2 separate regions of the Homo sapiens genome follow, and region 2 is linked to region 1. The links are chromatin contacts, found by Hi-C or POLR2A ChIA-PET in ENCODE. All regions are on one chromosome and are shown on one strand. Each heading gives the region's core, a stretch centred on a gene start or an enhancer-like site at or near the end of the contact. The rest is flanking DNA. Distances are from core to core; before and after follow the strand shown. Region 1 overlaps LOC107984282 (a long non-coding RNA gene). Region 2 holds the start of PWWP2B (PWWP domain containing 2B).

Evidence for each region. Hi-C counts contacts between places; a loop is a spot of excess contacts on that map. ChIA-PET counts read pairs that join two places held with the same protein, here RNA polymerase II (POLR2A). Pooled maps may share reads with other maps.
Region 2: a map of IMR-90 shows a loop between it and region 1 (6-fold over the local background). The contact joins the promoter of PWWP2B here to the enhancer-like site in region 1. A Hi-C loop is called at or near these places in 6 of 168 maps with a recorded cell type or tissue (IMR-90, cardiac septum, heart left ventricle and 3 more) and 14 of 50 pooled maps. POLR2A ChIA-PET finds 5 or more read pairs at or near these places in 3 of 52 experiments (H1, Panc1 and RWPE1).

The regions. Positions count from the first base shown.
Region 1 is chr10:132,515,278-132,520,092 of GRCh38, reverse strand. It overlaps LOC107984282 (a long non-coding RNA gene), which reads left to right. Exons shown (of 4, transcript NR_158224.1): 2 at 1-1,976. Among named protein-coding and RNA genes, the nearest start is that of INPP5A, 20 kb to the left of the region's middle. RefSeq lists enhancers at 1,391-1,898, 2,407-2,914, 2,915-3,423, 3,424-3,931. Within about 2 kb of position 2,697, at least 30 of the 41 ENCODE cell types and tissues checked have a DNase peak (open chromatin) inside an H3K27ac peak, as active enhancers do; they include IMR-90, Panc1, heart left ventricle and 3 more, where a contact is called at or near this core.
Region 2 is chr10:132,393,635-132,398,449 of GRCh38, reverse strand. PWWP2B (PWWP domain containing 2B) reads right to left here and starts at 1,250. Exons shown (of 3, transcript NM_138499.4): 1 at 1,099-1,250. The coding sequence starts at 1,223. LOC124902526 (a long non-coding RNA gene) reads left to right here and starts at 1,894. Exons shown (of 2, transcript XR_007062342.1): 1 at 1,894-3,789; 2 at 4,120-4,815. RefSeq lists enhancers at 1-192, 193-715, 2,286-2,808, 2,809-3,332 and silencers at 978-1,117, 1,128-1,237, 1,648-2,077, 2,098-2,477.

The DNA of each region.
Region 1 (4,815 bases), core at 1,448-3,947:
ATCCTGGGCTGGAGAGGGTCCCAGGGATCACCTCAGCGGCGCCCGCCTGGGGGCCCAGAGGCAGCAGCACTTGGGCTTGGGGCTGCGTTTCCTGGGGGCGCCCACGGACAACACTGCCTCCTGGCCCCGGGGCTGGCGTCCCCTGGGTGTTCACCATCCATGATGGTGTCCCTGGCAGACCCGTTCCAGGGGATATCCTTGTTAGTGTTTGGGAAGTCGAAGCAATCGCAGCTGTGCCCCGCCCAGCACAGGGAAATCTGGGGACAGAGCTGCAGAGGGAGTTGCTGTTTCCCTCCAGGCTTCCTGAGGAACTGGAACCGGAGCCACCCCAGGCTGATCATGGGCCGGAACCCAGGTTACTACAGACCTCACTCTCTTTCCAGAAGGTTCCCGGGATGCCCCGGCTCATGTGCTGTCTGGACCCAGAGGCCGTGTTCTCTTGCACGAGGCGTGAACACCTCCTCAGCACGGAGAGCTGATCCTGCTGTTTGGAGCGATCCCAGAGTCCAGCCCTCGGGGCAGGCTCACCTTTGAGGCCGTGGGAGGGGGTTTGAGGTCAAAACATAGAAGCATCCACGGGGCCTCCTGCCCTCTGACCTGACCTCCCTCCTGGGAGTTAGCACGAGGCCACAGTGTTGTCTCTGGGGCTTCCCCGGGGGAGCTTTGCTCATGGACACGGGGACCAGGCAGCATCTGGGGTCCCCGCTGAACATTTGGTAATGAACATGGCAGTGCTCTTCCCAGCACCCTCCCCGGAGCAGACAGACCAGGAGGCAAAGTCTGGGCATGACAACACTGTGTCCGGACACCAGAGGGGGAGGCGGCTGTCCAGAGAGGCTGCGTCTCCTCCATGGGGAAACAGCCCCGTGCCTGACAACAGCAACACAGCCTCCTGGTGCCGGCCCCACAGCTCAGGTGCTCTCACCACCTGGAGGAGTAGCTGGGATTACAGGAAAGGAAAGAGGAGCCCAGCAGGGGTTAGACAGGGTTAGCGGCTGCTGGGGAGTGAGCTGGCCAGCGGTCTGGGAAGTGTGGCTCGTGCCTCCGACCTTCACCCCGCAGAGGCCCTGAGTCCCTTAGGGATAAAATCTCCACCGATCCTTGTAGGTTTCACAATGTTAAACAAGTGTGCTCTGTGACCTGGTGTCTTCCTCGGGGATTTGTCCAGAAAACAATCAGAAGGTGGGCAAAGATACAGGCCCAAAGGCACCTCGGCTGCTTGTTTCAGCGGCCAAAAAAGCAGACGTGATATAAATGTCCATCGGCAGGTCTGGGTGGAGCAAGTTACGGCACCGGCCCACGTGCCCTTCAATGTAGGCGGGGCTTCTCCAGAGGGAGGAGCACAGAGACACGCCAAGCTGTGCCCGGACCAAATCACAGGTGCACTTGGCCTCACGCCCGCACCCCCGCCTTTTCCTGCGCTGGCCTCCATAGCGGCTGTAGGAACCGCTAGGGAAAGGTCTTGGGGGGACACAACCTGCTTTTACTTTTTTGTAGTTTGTATTTTTTACAAGGGGTATCATTTTTATAATCAGACAATACATGAAGCTACTTTCAGGGTCAACCATCCACACGAACTCTGAGTCTCTGCGTTTGGGGCCGGGCCCTGCCCCCAGGGTCTCTGCAGTGGAAGGACTGGAGCTGTGTTCTGGGTCCCACGGGCTGGAGGCAGCGCTGACTGGGTTGAGCCTGGGGCTTTCTCTGTTGCAAAAGTGCACCCTCCTCAGATGGGGATGGGGAGTGGCCTTCACTAGGGTGGTCCTCCTGGCTGAGCAGGGCCGGCCCAGGGGAGGGCGGGGCCAGCACGTCCCCAGAACAGTGCCTGTCCAGGGGCACAAGGGTTCACTGAAGACTCAGGAGAGGGGTTTAGAGCACAGCCTCCCTCTCCAGGGTCAGGTTCACGGGAGCTGTTGGGGGCTCCTTCCCTCGCAGCAGTGACCACTCCAAGGACCACGGCCTGGACATGAGCGGCAGCGGTGAGCTGGGAGCTGCTGGCCTGGTAGCTATTGTTTCCATGGAGACAGGGTCTCGGCTCAGGTGTCCTGGGGACGGCTGCACCCTGATGTATCTCACACCCCTGCAGGCCCCACGTCAGTGGTTTCTGGGGACAGGGTGCAAGGCTGGCTTTATGGGGGTGCAGCTAGGGCCCAGAGTGGCTGCCCCCAAGGCCCCATACTTGCCCCGAATACTTAGTCATTGTTGAAGGGTGGCCTCGCAGTTTTGTTTTGCACTGGGCCCTGCGTGAGCAGTGGGTACAGAGAGTGAATCCAGAAAAGGCCCCACAGACGTGGGAGACTCCCCAGGGTGGGCAGGGGAAGAAAGTCACCCTCCTGATGGAACAGCAGGTCCTCGCGGGGCAGAAAAACCAGGAGCTGCCCCCGTACAGTGCCTGGTCATCCCTGGGAAGCGCAGGAAGAAGGGGCGTGTGGGTGGGAGTCAGGCTGAGGGCGCAGCCCCTGCCCTGCCCCCACCGGAGGGACCCGGCTTGAGTGTCCAGGGCCTGGTGACCTGGCAGCCCCACAGCCTTGACCGAGCCCCTCCCTCTTCCGGGCTCTGAGAGGAGAGGCCACCCCAGGAGGAGGCCCTGCCGCAGCCTAATAATAACTTCCCGGCTGGTCCAGCGAGCGCCAGCGCAGGCTATTTTTAGAGTCCCCTGGCCCAGCCCCCATGTGACTCAGCCAGGCCAGTGCTGGGATGAGAAAGTCACCCTCTGCGTGGGATGCTCCAGGCGGCCAGTGGGCAGCCCAGGCCCAGGGGGAGGCCAGCAGGACCTCAGGCCTGTGGAACCTGGAACAGCCTCAGCCACCCCGCCCCACCCCCCGCTGGCCTCGGCTCCCTCCTGGCTCCCTGCCGGCTCCTCCCCCAAAGCTAGCTTGGAAAATCTGATGTCAGAATTCCAGCTTCCGCAGGAATGTGGCCCGACCTTCACCTCCCGGAGGAGCCGCCTTGTTGAGGCCTGAGGGGCTGGCTTGGATCTCACCCCTAGGCGTGCCCTGGCACCTGAGAGCCCTCTTTCCAACCAGCTTGGGGCCACCTGCGCCCCCCGCCCCACTGTGGCCCTGGCCAGACTAGTGCCTGCGTCTTGCCCTGCTACTGAGCGCCCCAAGGTGCCACGCGGCAAGTCCCCGGGCTGGTCTCGCCCCAGCAGCCATTTGTCGGGTGCAGCGGTCCGGGGGAACTTGTCTCTGGGACGGTTTCTGGAGCAGGTGACTTGGGTGCCTGTGTACCTGGGAGCCAAGGGGGCGGGTCCCTGCCCCAGCCATGTGTCACTGAATCACATGGGTAGGGAGGCCCCTGATCCTGCCTTTGAGGTGAGGGGAGGGTAGCAGGATCAGGAGAGAGCTGTGTGTGTGTGTGTGTGTGTGTGTGTGCACGCGTTGTGCACTGTGTACTTGCAGATGCATGCTGACGTACATGGTGTGCATGTGTGTACATGCATGTATGAGCACATATTGTGTGGATGTGCACATGTGTGTGCACTGTATCTTATATGCGTATGTTTGCTTGTGCACAGCACACATGTGTGCATTGTGAACATGAACTGTGCATGTATATATACACGTGCGTATGTGGGGTAGCCAGTCCCTTGGGAGCAAACCGTTGCTTCCTCAACGTCTTCTGGTCACAAGGAAGCACTGAGTGATGCGTCTCATGGCCAGGCACCTTCCCACCACAGCCGGAGCCCTGCACAGGCTCTCCAGCCCAGATCCACAATGCCTCCTGTGAGACTGGCAGTCCTCATGCCCCGGGTAGAAAGGGGAAGAGGGAGACCACTTCACAGCCAGGGCCAGCCATAGGGCAGAGGGCAGAGGACAGAGGGCAGAGGGCAGAGGACAGAGGACAGAGGGTGGAAGGCAGAGGGCGGTGGCTCTGCTGGAGCTGGGACACTTGTTTCTGCAGAGGCATGGGCACTGGGGGGCCCCTCCAGAGTCAAGGAGGCTTTGTAGTAGATGGAGAGAGAGCCGACCACCCTGGCTGGAGCTGGGGGTGCAGCAGAGTGAAATGAGACACCCAACACCCCAGTTCTCCCTCACCACTTTCCCAGTGGCTCAAGTGGCTTTGGGCACTGTCCCCTTTGCAAGCAGGAGAACCATGCAGGCAAGAGGTGGCAGCCAGGGTCCCCGGCCTCCCCAGCCTCCCAGCTCTGCCAGAGCTCCCAGGTGCCTTCCAGCTGTGGGACACATTGTCCTGACTGCCCATAGCTCCTGGGTGCCATCCGGCTGTGGAACATATTCCCGTTTATTTCCCAGAACGAGGTCATTCGGGAAGGTGGCCGTTGCTGTGCGAGCCCTGGACTCCCAGCATGGGAGCCGTCCCTGGTTGGTTTTCTCTGCTTCAAGCGTTAGGGTACTTTTATATGTAGACAAGAAAATTGCTTCCTGGGAAGATGGATGATAATAGGAAATTGTACCTTGTAGATCCCACATCTTTTTTTTTTCTTTTTGACTCCTAAGTCTGGCTTTAATGAAACAAAGGAAAATAAAAAGATCTATAAAAAGCGATTCATATTTTCTAGAATGAAAGCATTATGTTGTTTTTCATTAACTTCAAAATCTGTTAGAGAAAGGTTTCTGTTTTAAAGATCAGGCTGGCTGCCCCGGTTGCAGACTTCCTCTTTAAACTGCCCACTGAGGTGCCCCTGGAGACGGGAAAAGCACAAACCCATAACACCTGTGGAGTCCGAGCCCCAGGTCCACCGTGAGACTCTGGCAGGACTTGCAGGCAGCTGCAAGACTGGCGGAATTTGGTGGAAAACATGCTTGGCGGCCCCTCTGCTGTGCCTCCGCCACAGAGGCTGAGGCCAGAAACACAGAC
Region 2 (4,815 bases), core at 1-2,500, 120 kb after region 1:
ATGGTGGAGGGGATGGCAGCTCCCAGGTGGCGATTCTCACCCCCCGAGTGTCCCTCCATCCTGCCCGTGCACTCCCAGCGGTAGCCCACACGGAGCGGGCAGGAACCACACGGGAGCCATATGTTAAATCACGTGACTTGTGGATAAATGGCTTCTGGCACATCTAATGAAGAGATAACGTCTGCGAAATAATTGTGGAAGGAACACGGTCCTCTCTGCTAATTCATGTCACCAGGCAAAAATCTGGGCTCCACGGATGGAAAAAGTTGGGCCTTTACAAGAGGAGCCTTTCCCTGCTCCCAGTTTCAAAAGAAAGCCCTGCAGGAGCGCAGCGAGGCCACAGCCTGATTCATGCCTAATCATTGATCTGGCAGCGACAGCTCCCTGCCATGTGACGCGGTGTCCAGGAGGCTCATCTGCACCGCATGGGTCCCTGCAGCCCGTGCACAGGTGCCTCTCAGGAGGAACCGCCCCGCCCTGCCCTGCGCCCCCCACCCAGGAAGCCAGGGCTCCCGGGGGATGTGCCCACGGCTCCCACAGCTTGTACCTCTTCACGCCCCCATGACTCAGGGCTCCCTGGCCTGAAACTGTTCTTAAATCGCACAGCTGGGCGCAACTGCTCTCCCCGAATCCAAACCTCAGCCGCGGAGTCACTCCCAGCAGCCAGGGGCCCGTGGCCTTCGACAGGGCACCCCCACCTGTGAGGAACTGCCAGGGCAAGGCCACGGCGCATCTGACCCTCCCCTGCTTTAACGACAATTCTGCCAACAGTCGAATTCAACAGTGGCTCTGAACAAAGAAAAGTGCATTAATTATGGCAGATGTGTGGAGTTCCGGGACCCCGGCCCCGCGCCCCCCGCCCCGGCCCGCCCCGGCCCGGCGCCCGCCCCGAAAAGTCGCGACGACTTTGAGAACCACTTTTGCCCCCCCGAGTGGCGGCCGCGCTCGCGCGCCCCGAAACTCAGGCTCGGCAGAAACCGAAAGCGGGCGCCGGGGCCACGCCACCCCCAACCCGGAGGCGGGTCCCGGGTCTCCGGGCGGCGGAGGCGGGTGTCGCGTGGGGACCCCGGGGGTGTCCCGGCCCGCGCCCCCGCTCACTTTTTCGTGCAGTCCAGCAGGATCCCCGCGAAGCTCCGCTCGCCGCAGCTCACCGTGACCACCAGCGCGCCGTTGACGACCTGCTCCACCCGCACCGGCAGCCGGCAGCCGGCGCGCGGCTCCATGCTCCCGCCGCGTCCCAGGCCGCCCCCGCCCCGCCGCCGCCGCCGCCGCCGCCGCCGCCGCCGGGTCAGCCCCGCGCGTGACGCCGCCCCGCGGCCGCCTGACGTCACAAAGCTCCGCTGGGGCGGCCGCCACAGCCGAGCCGAGCCGGGCCGGGGGCGCGCGGCCGCGGGCTCCGCTCCCGGGGACCCCGCCCGCCGCCGCCGCGTCCCGGGAGAAGCCGCGCCCGCCCGCAGAGGTCGGCCGGACGCGCGGTGCGGACCCCCGGGCTGGAGAGGGGGCTGCGCCCGGGCTCGCGGCCCACGCTGGCCGGGAGTGTCCCCTGGCTCGGGAGGACCCGAGAGCCACGAGCCCGGGGGCGGCGGGGGGGACACCCGCCGCGGCCGGAGCCCCGGGACCCCATCCCCCCGCTCCCCTGCCTGGGGCCGGTCCCGGGCCCCCCTCCCCCTCCGGGCCCAGCCCTGCGCCCTCCCTCCCTCCCCGGTGGCCCGGATCCTCCCGCCTGGGGTCGGCCGCCCGCGTGTCCCGGCAGCGCCCCGCGCTGGGCTCTGGTGGCCCCGGGCACTGCGGCGAGGAAGTCCCGGGCGGCGCGCGCAGGAAGCCGGGGCAGGCGGAGGGGACGCGGGGCGCCCGGGGGCAGCGGCCTAGTGTCGCCCTCGCCGCGTGGGGGGCGGGACACTGGGTCGCCCCACTGGGCTCGGCGCCTCTCGGGGCGACAAGCGGGCGCGCGCCCGGCTCAGGGCCACCCTGCGCGCCTGGGGGTGGCCGGCACCGGGGCCCGGGGGGTTAACTCCCTCCGGAGGTCTCGGGCGTGTCTCTTCGGGTTGCCGGGCCCAGGGGCCAGGCGCGCCTCCGCCAGTTTACAAAGGAAACAGCCTCCTTCCCCCGCGGCAGGGGCTCCCCGACCCGCGGGCGAGGAGTGGGAGGTGACGGCGCCGGACCCCCTTCCCCCAGGCGCCCGGCTCCCGCGCCTTCAGGCGTCAAAGCCCCCGACTTCCCCGAGCACCAGCACGTCCGCACCCGGCTCAGAACGCAGGGGCCCGGCCTGCTGCGGTGACCTTGGCCCCGGGCCGGGCTTCTGAGCCGGACTTGCAGCGCCTGACGAGGCCTGGAGGCGGGGCGGGGGACCGCGTAGTTGTCCTGGCGACCCAGCGCCGCCGGGCAGGGCTCCTCCCAGCCTGGGAATTGAGGACCACCGCCCCTGGTGCCACTGGGGACCGTCGGGTCGCTGGCGCCTGTCGACCTCGCCCTCCGGCGGCCGCGCGGCAGTGGGAGCCTCAGAGAGGAGCCAGGGCGGAGTGAGGGAGCCCGCGGGGCCTGGGACACCTGACCGTCCGGCTAGAACAGGGGTAGGGACCGAGGCCGAATGAGCCAGAGTTCTGGCCGGGGACAGTCCCAGAGGAGGCCTGGAAGCCCAGTGAGTGTCTGTCCTCCTCTGTGTGGCCTGGGGCTCCCGCCAACACTAAGCCCTTCCTGGGGCCTCAGGCACCTCAAGGCGCCCCGTTCTCCAGGGTCAGCCAGCCCCTGCCCACTGGTTGCCAGGCTTGCAGTGGAGCCTGCCTGCTGTCCTGCCCACAGGCCTCTGCAGCTGCCCCCTCCAGGGGTGGGGCTGACTTTGGAGGAAAAATGCCAGGCAGCAGGGACCCCCTCGCCACCCTGCTCCAGGTTGGGCTGAGCGGCCATCCTGAGGCTGCCCACTTGCTTGGCTCTTCTTCCTGCCTGCTGGAGAGGCCTGCTGGGCACTGCCCTTTCTGAGCATTGGGGACTGCCAGGGTGAATCAGCATTCAGGCTGGTGGGGCCAGCATGGGGTGGGGCTAATGCACAGGGGGCTGTATGTGGGTGGAGGGATCCAGAAAGAGTGTCCAGGGGAGCACCAGCATTCACCAGGGCCCCACCAGGTGGGCAAAAGCAAGGGCTTCCGAGGTGGGGGTGGGGGTGGGCAGGATCCTCTGCAAGGTGTCTGCGTGCGCCTGGGGCTCCTGGTGACTTCCCACGCCAGCAGGAGGAACAGTTTGGGGTGTGCTGAGGGACCCACCTGTGGACTTGCTGGGCTTTGAGAGGAACCAAGGCTGGGTGGCGGCGGGCAGGACAGGGGAAGAGGGTTCCGGGGCACAGAGGGCCAGACAGATGCACCCAGCAGCTGGCAGCTCTGGCTGGAGAGGGGAAGAGGGCAGTGAGAAGCACGGCTGGCCCATGGTACCTCCTGCCCCTCTGCCCTGCCCGCCTTCCCTCTGCCCTGCCCACCTTCCCTCTGCCCTGCCCGCCTTCCCTCTGCCTCTTCCCCTCTGGCCCGTGCTATTTACTGTGTATTGTTAAGTGAACTTGGAAGCCGTTTTTAAAACCTGCTCTCCACTAGGTAAGGTATAAAAAAGACCATCTGCAGACAGGGAGACCATTTTTGCAACTTAAACGGTGGCTGTTCAGGGCCTCCCCCAGCAGCCCTGCCCCCGCACCTGCTCCCACTTGCTTCCCGCCCCGCTCCAACCTGCTTGTTGAAGAAGAGGCCATGGGAGTTTCCAGAGTCCCCGATTAAAGTGCAGGTGTCCTTGGGGACCTCATCAGCCCAGGTATCCCCTCCTGTCTGACCCTGTATTCGGGGGTTGGGAGGCTGTCCTAGGCTTGCTGCTCTGAGCATCTCCCCAGAGGCCACCCTGCTCATGCCAGTCAGTGAGGTCTGCCCAGTTCTGGGAAGCACCCTGGGTACTGGGGCTGGTGCTGCCCACAGTGAGAGGACCCTGAGCTGCCTGGCTGGGCTGGAGAGGAGCCTCGGGAGTACGCCCCTGGCTGGGGTGAAAAGGCCAAGAGTGGGAAGAGACACCTCCGAGGTCTTTAGACTTTGTCTTCAAGAGACTTGATCCAAACAAAAGGTCCTAAAGCCTTTGGTCCTCTGGCTGTAGGCACAGCCGCAGCAAGGCCTAGGACATGCCCAGCTCGGGACGGCCCAGCCAGTCAGATGGGGTAAGCCAAGGGGACAGGAGAGTGTCCGGAACTTCCACCGGGGCTGGGGGTGGGTGACCAGCAGTTGGCAGGATGGGTGGCCTGAAGGGGTACAGTTGAGGGAGGGACAGGTGGCTGGAGGAGGAAGCAGGGGCTGGCCTCTATGTCCCCTGAGACAGCAGGGGAGGAAGGCAGGAACCCCGCAGGCCACCTCCCCTCAGGGTCTGCCTCCCCTGCGGTCCTTGGAGGAACTCCAGGATTTGTCCTCCCTGGCAGCCTGGCTCACTTGCATCACCAGCTCCATGCCCGCCCCTCGTCTTTCAGGGTCGCTCCCCCAGGTCCGAGCTTAGAGGGCCCTCCTGACTGCTGGACCTGGACCTGCCCAGCACTGTCCTACCGCACTACATCATCACTGAGACTTGGGAAGGGCAGTGGTGAGCAGGTTCTCAGCCTTTGTTGGTCTCTTCCACGAGATGAGGCTTACAGCGGCCTCCCCATGACTGAGGTGCAGCCACAGCCTGGCCTGTGTCCAGCCTGCTCCAGAATCACCTGGTATCCCCCCAACCCCCAACACACCTGGGCTTGCTTGATCTTACTGGAGCTCACCAGGGCCTGGCTGTGTGCAAGTCTCATGCAGCATAGTGAGGTGCTCCTGA